Linked DNA regions of Homo sapiens: region 1 is linked to region 2. Evidence: read pairs that join two places in POLR2A ChIA-PET (ENCODE). Cell type or tissue: Caco-2. All regions are shown on one strand. Links, peaks and the distances in the headings refer to the core of each region. The heading gives the core; the rest is flanking DNA. Region 1 has its middle 21 kb from the start of TEAD1. Region 2 overlaps TEAD1 (TEA domain transcription factor 1).

What was found. ChIA-PET counts read pairs that join two places held together with the same protein. Peaks named below come from ENCODE experiments on the same cell type or tissue, not always from the same donor. Only the 100,000 strongest peaks of a DNase experiment are listed, where the experiment ranks them.
Region 1: POLR2A ChIA-PET joins it to region 2 with 5 read pairs; 2 of 35 experiments call an interaction of 5 or more read pairs at or near these places.

Annotation. Positions count from the first base shown.
Region 1 is chr11:12,652,486-12,655,301 of GRCh38, forward strand. No RefSeq gene overlaps it. Among named protein-coding and RNA genes, the nearest start is that of TEAD1, 21 kb to the right of the region's middle. In Caco-2, for the core only: no CTCF peak of the experiment used is centred there; a DNase peak (open chromatin) is centred at 1,406.
Region 2 is chr11:12,819,508-12,822,323 of GRCh38, forward strand. All of the region lies in intron 3 of TEAD1 (TEA domain transcription factor 1), which reads left to right. Among named protein-coding and RNA genes, the nearest start is that of TEAD1-AS1, 100 kb to the right of the region's middle. In Caco-2, for the core only: no CTCF peak of the experiment used is centred there; no DNase peak of the experiment used is centred there.

The sequences.
Region 1 (2,816 bases), core at 69-2,568, 170 kb before region 2:
ACGGGATAAATTTACAAAAACTCATCAAACTGTACACTTGAAGTTGGTGAATTTAAGATATGTAAAACACGCCTCAATAAATTTGTTAAAACATCAATCAGTATAATTCACCACATGAACAAAATAAATGAGAGTCTTACAAGTGTCTTACGAGATGCAGAAAAAGTATTTGATAACATTTAGCTCTCATAAACAATAAAGTCTTACAGTAGATTAGAAATAGAAGAGAACTTTCTTAATCTGCTGAAAAGGTTGTTACCAAAAAAAAAAAAAAAAAAAGCTAAAATTTAAAAAGGCTAACAACAAATGCTGTGGAGGATATAAAACATTTGGTACTCATATATTGCTTGTGGTAATAGAAAACAGCTCTATCATTATAATAAACTTTTGAAGTTTCTTATAAAGTTAAACAGACTTAATCTATGACCCAACAGTTCCTATCCTAGGGATTAACCCAAGAGAAATTAAAACTTAAGTTCACAAAAGGACTTGTATGGAAATATTTATAACAGCTTTATTTATAATAGCCCCAAACTAGAAACAGCTTAAATGTTCATCAAACAGGAGAGTGAATAAAAATTTATGTCATGCTAAAAATATTTTGCTCAGCAAAGAAGCCAAACACAAAATAATTCATGCTTTATGATTCCATGTATGTGAAATTTTAGAACAGCAAAACAAAAACATTAATAGAAATCAGCATAATGTTTGTGTATGTGGTGTGAGTAGTGACTAGAAGGAAGCAAGATAAAATTTGGGAGAATGTAGAAATGTTTTGTATGTTGATTGAGTTACTGGTTACAAGGATATACTAACATTCATAAGATCTGTTCATTTTTACGTATGTAAATTTTACCTGGATTTAAAACTCCTCAAAAATTTTATTTAAACATTTGCTACCTTCTCAATTCCATATTCAAAAGTAGGTTACGTTGCTTTTTCTTTGTTAATTATACTTTACAACATGCCTCTAAGTTCACAGTACCAAGTCTTAATAACTTATGTGGGACTAAAGCAGTGGTCCCCAACCTTTTTGGCACCAGGGACCTGTTTTGTGGAAAATATTTTTTCCACAGACCAAGGTAGGGGGATGGTTTTGAGATGATTCAAGCACATTACATTTATTGTGCACTTTATTTCTATTATTTTACAATGTAATATATAATAAAATAATTATAAACACCATAATGTAGAAACAGTGGGAGCCCTGAGCTTGTTTTCCTGCAACTAGATGGTCCCATCTTGGGGTGATGGGAGATAGTGACAGATCATCAGGCATTGGATTCTCAGAAGAAGCGTGCAACCTAGATCCTTCACACGCACAGTTCACAATAGGGTTCGCACTCCTATGAGAATCTAATGCCGCCACTGATCTGACAGGAGGTGGAGCTCATGCAGTCATGCAAGCAATGGGGAACCACTGTAAATACAGACGAAGCTTCACTCGCTGGCTCACTGCTCACCTCCTGCTGTGCGACTCATTCCTAACAGGCCACATACCTCCACAGGTATGTGGAGACCCCTGGGCTAAAGGATGTTTTTAAAAAAATTAGTTCTGAATTTTGCACATGTAAAACAAAATAAAAGCCTACAATATTCTATAGCTGAAATCCTACACAAAGGCAAAGTATTGAATATTCCCACTGATTTCATATAAGATAGGATATTCACTGTCACTGGTTTTATTCAGTTTTGTGCTGGAGATCTTAGCTCATATAATATGGCAAGAAAAATAAATAAAAATAAAGAATAGAAAAGATTAAAGAACTGAAACTGTCCTTATTTGCAGGAATATGATTAAGTACATAAGAAATATAAATGACTATTGAAATACTTAAGTAAATTTAGCAAGTTTGTTGGATACAAAGTCAATACATAAACAATTTTATTTCTACATACTAATAATACTTATAAAATTAAGGAAATAATTTCATTTACAAACAAAAAGTATTAAATACATGAGAATAAATCTAATGGAAAATGTTTAAGATCTTTAAATTGAAAACTACCAAATATTTCTAAGAGAAATTTAGGAAGACATAAATAAAGAGTCAATATTCAAAAGTCAATGTGATTCACCATATTAATAGGCCAAAGAAGAAAAGCTATATGACCATATCAACTGATGCAAAAAAAAATGCGCTTGACAAAATTTATTTTCTGTTTGTGATAAAAACACTCAGCAAACTAGAAAAAGGGGCCCCTTACCTTGATGAAGAGCATCTGCAAAAAAAAATAATGCTAATATCACACTTAATGATTAAAGACTGAATGTGTTCCCTCTAAATTCCAGAACAAAACAAGGATATTAGCTCTTATCACTTTGGTTTGACATAGCACTGGAAGGCCTAGCCAGCATGATAAAATAAGAAAATGAAATAAAAGGCATATAAATTGAGAAGAAAAAAAAACTGTCCCTATTTACAAATGACATAGCTATCTACATTAAAAAATCTCAAGGAATCTCTTTTACTTTTTATTTTGAGACAGGGTCTCAATTTGTTACCCAGGCTGGAGTGCAGTGGTGCAAACGTGGCTCACTGTAGCCTTGATCTCCTGGGCTCAAGCAAGCCTTCTACCTTAGCCCCCTAAGTAGCTAGGACTACAGGCGCACACCATTACACCTGGCTAATTTTTGTACTTACTATTTTTTTGTAGAGATGGGGTTTCACCCTGTTGCCCAGGCTAAGAAATCTTTAAAAAAACAAACAAACAGACTGGGCACAGTGGCTCACGCCTGTAATTCCAGCACTTTGGGAGGCTGAGGCAGGTGGATCACCTGAGGTTGGGAGTTCAAGACCAGCCTGACCAACATG
Region 2 (2,816 bases), core at 142-2,641:
GGCGCGATCTCGGCTCACTGCAAGCTCCGTCTCCAGGTTCACGCCATTCTCCTGCCTCAGCCTCCCAAGTAGCTGGGACTACAGGCGCCCGCCACCAAGCCCGGCTAATTTTTTTTTGTATTTTTAGTAGAGACGGGGTTTCACCATGTTAGCCAGGATGGTCTTGATCTCCTGACCTTTTGATCCGCCCGCCTCGGTCTCCCAAAGTGCTGGGATTACAGGCGTGAACCACCAAGCCCGGCCGGTAACAAAGTCTTAAAAGCGGTCTTATTCTGTAATACGTTGGCCAGTTTTAAACCATTTGCAGTAATGCATTTAAAAGATGTTATTTCATAGATAACAAAATAGCTTCTTGATTTTCATGATAAACATAGACTTGGAGCCTTTTTCTTTTTCCCCGATTGTGAGTCAGCTCTTGGAGGGCATGGACAGTTTCTCACACCTCCTGGGATTAGAGGTGGAGAAACAGAATGGGCTGGGTGGGCAGAGACTGGGTGGTTGGAGCTCAGGGCCTGGGGCAGGGAGTTGTGGGGAGGGAGGGTGGGAAGGTGAAGGGGAGGTGGTGGCAGGTCATGGGGGTCCACTGTGTGCCATACTGTGGAATATAAACCTCTCCATCAGTGCAGAGCCACACAGCAAAGGTTTTAAGTGGATAAGTATGTATGGGGAGTGGGACGTGATCTGGTTTGAATAATGTATACTCAGGACTCTTGCCATACAGTAATTTTTTTCAACCCGCTAGACACTGTTGCTGTGGGGAAGTGGAGAGTGGTTTCATCCATATGGCAGCATCATGGCTGTGTAGCCCTAAAGCCATAGGCACCTCCCACCCCACCCACCCACAGTGGCATCCACAGTTTTAGTCTCTAATAGCACTTTGTCTCCTGAGAAGAAAAGCAAAGTTGTTTTTCCTTTCTTCTTCTCTCATCCCCAAAGCGTTCTCCTTCTCACCCAAACCATGATCTCAGATCTTAGGAGTTACAGGTCAGACATGTCACGGAGCCTGTTTGAGATCAGTTGTCTACGTTGGTGATGAAATTATAACACCCTAAAAGAAGACTTTGGAGTAGGAACTTGCCAGGGTCATCAGACATGGTTGGGTTGAGAGAGGAAATGCGATTATACAAAAAACGTAGAATACAAAGTAGTGCTTATTCTGTGATCATGGCTACTGTTTCAGGGGACAGGACTAGAAGGGAACCCGGACAAAGAAAAACCCTTGGCCTGTGCAGGCTGTGGGGTTGTGAGTGCTGTTTCCCCAAATTAAAATATCTTTATTATTGTCATGATTTTGTTGTGCCATTGAGGTACATTAACTTAAATAAATCAAAGCGAACAATTTTAAGATGACGAGTAAGTCTGGAGAAAAACCTAGGACCCCAGAAAGAAGGCATATTGTACATCCCAGTCTGCTGTAACTTCCGGAGCTGCTGCTGATGACAAAGGGCTTTAAGGCAAGGGAAGTGTTTGCAGCACTTTGGGGGCTCTATGCCTGTCTGCATGCTTGTTTAGTTTTTGCCATGGCCTGTTCACCAGCCTGTCTGCCCTGAAACTGGGAAAGGTGGATCCAGCTGCTGTCCAGGCCTTCAAGAAGCAGAGCCCCATTCAATTGTCCACTTCTCTGTTGCTGCCCAGAGCCAGATCCTGTGTGGGATACTTGGCTTTTCAAGGGCCTGTGTATGGTGTGTTGTTGAGTAGAAATGTCTGAGATGCTCCTTTAGTAGCACCTGATTCTTTTGGATCAGTGATTTGCCATTTCTTATATGAAAACGAGAAGTTCAGAGTTTTGAATTCTGGCCCCAGTTCCATCACTTTCTTGCCCTGTGACCCTGTTCTCCTCCCAAAACCTTTCTGAGTCTTCATCATTAATAATGTTTAATTGGATCACATGAAATGATACAGGTGAAAGCATTTAGAAATGGAAAGCACTGTGGGGGAATATTTTTGTTCATAATTGTATCATAATGTGGACATGGAGAGTTAACCTTTGTCAGCGCTTAGTTTCTCAGCCTTTTTATCTATTAAATGGGAGTACAAATGATACCTTCATTGGGGGTTCCCTGAGCATGCAGTCGGAAACTATGACCTCTTCTGGAGGACCATGACTTTTATTTTTTGACTCTATAGTGTAGGAACATCTTAATTAAAGATTATGGAAAAAAATGAAAAATGGGTTTATAAAAAAATGCCCAGATCCAATTTCATGTATTTGTAAACTATTGATCAACAACCTGTGTGGAACCTATGGCCGGATATGAATTATCCAGTATTAGCATTGATATGAATGCTTTTATCAATAGAGCATTGATAAGGCATTTCATGGAACACACATGTCAGCTCGTTCTCTCACTTTACCTACCTCCTCCGCTGTCTGCCTCCCCTCTGCCTTAGATCTTCTCCCTCCCCTTTTCTCTTTCCTCTTTTCCTATACTCTCTCTCCTTTTTCTCTTTTCCTTTTTTTTTTTTTTTTTTTTGAGACAGAGTCTCTCTCTGTCACCCAGGCTGGAGTGCAGTGGCGCGATCTCCGCTCACTGCAAGCTCCGCCTCCCAGGTTCACACCATTCTCCTGCCTCAGCCTCCTGAGTAGCTGGGACTACAGGCACCCACCACCATGCCCGGCTAATTTTTTGTATTTTTAGTAGAGACAGGGTTTCACCATGTTGGCCAGGATGGTCTCGATCTCCTGACCCATTATCCGCCCGCCTCGGCCTCCCGAAGTGTTGGGATTACAGGCGTGAGCCACCGGCAGTTGTGCTGCAACTGTAGAGAAACTAGAGGTCTAATTTCTCAAATACTGGTCCTCTGTGAATTGAAAT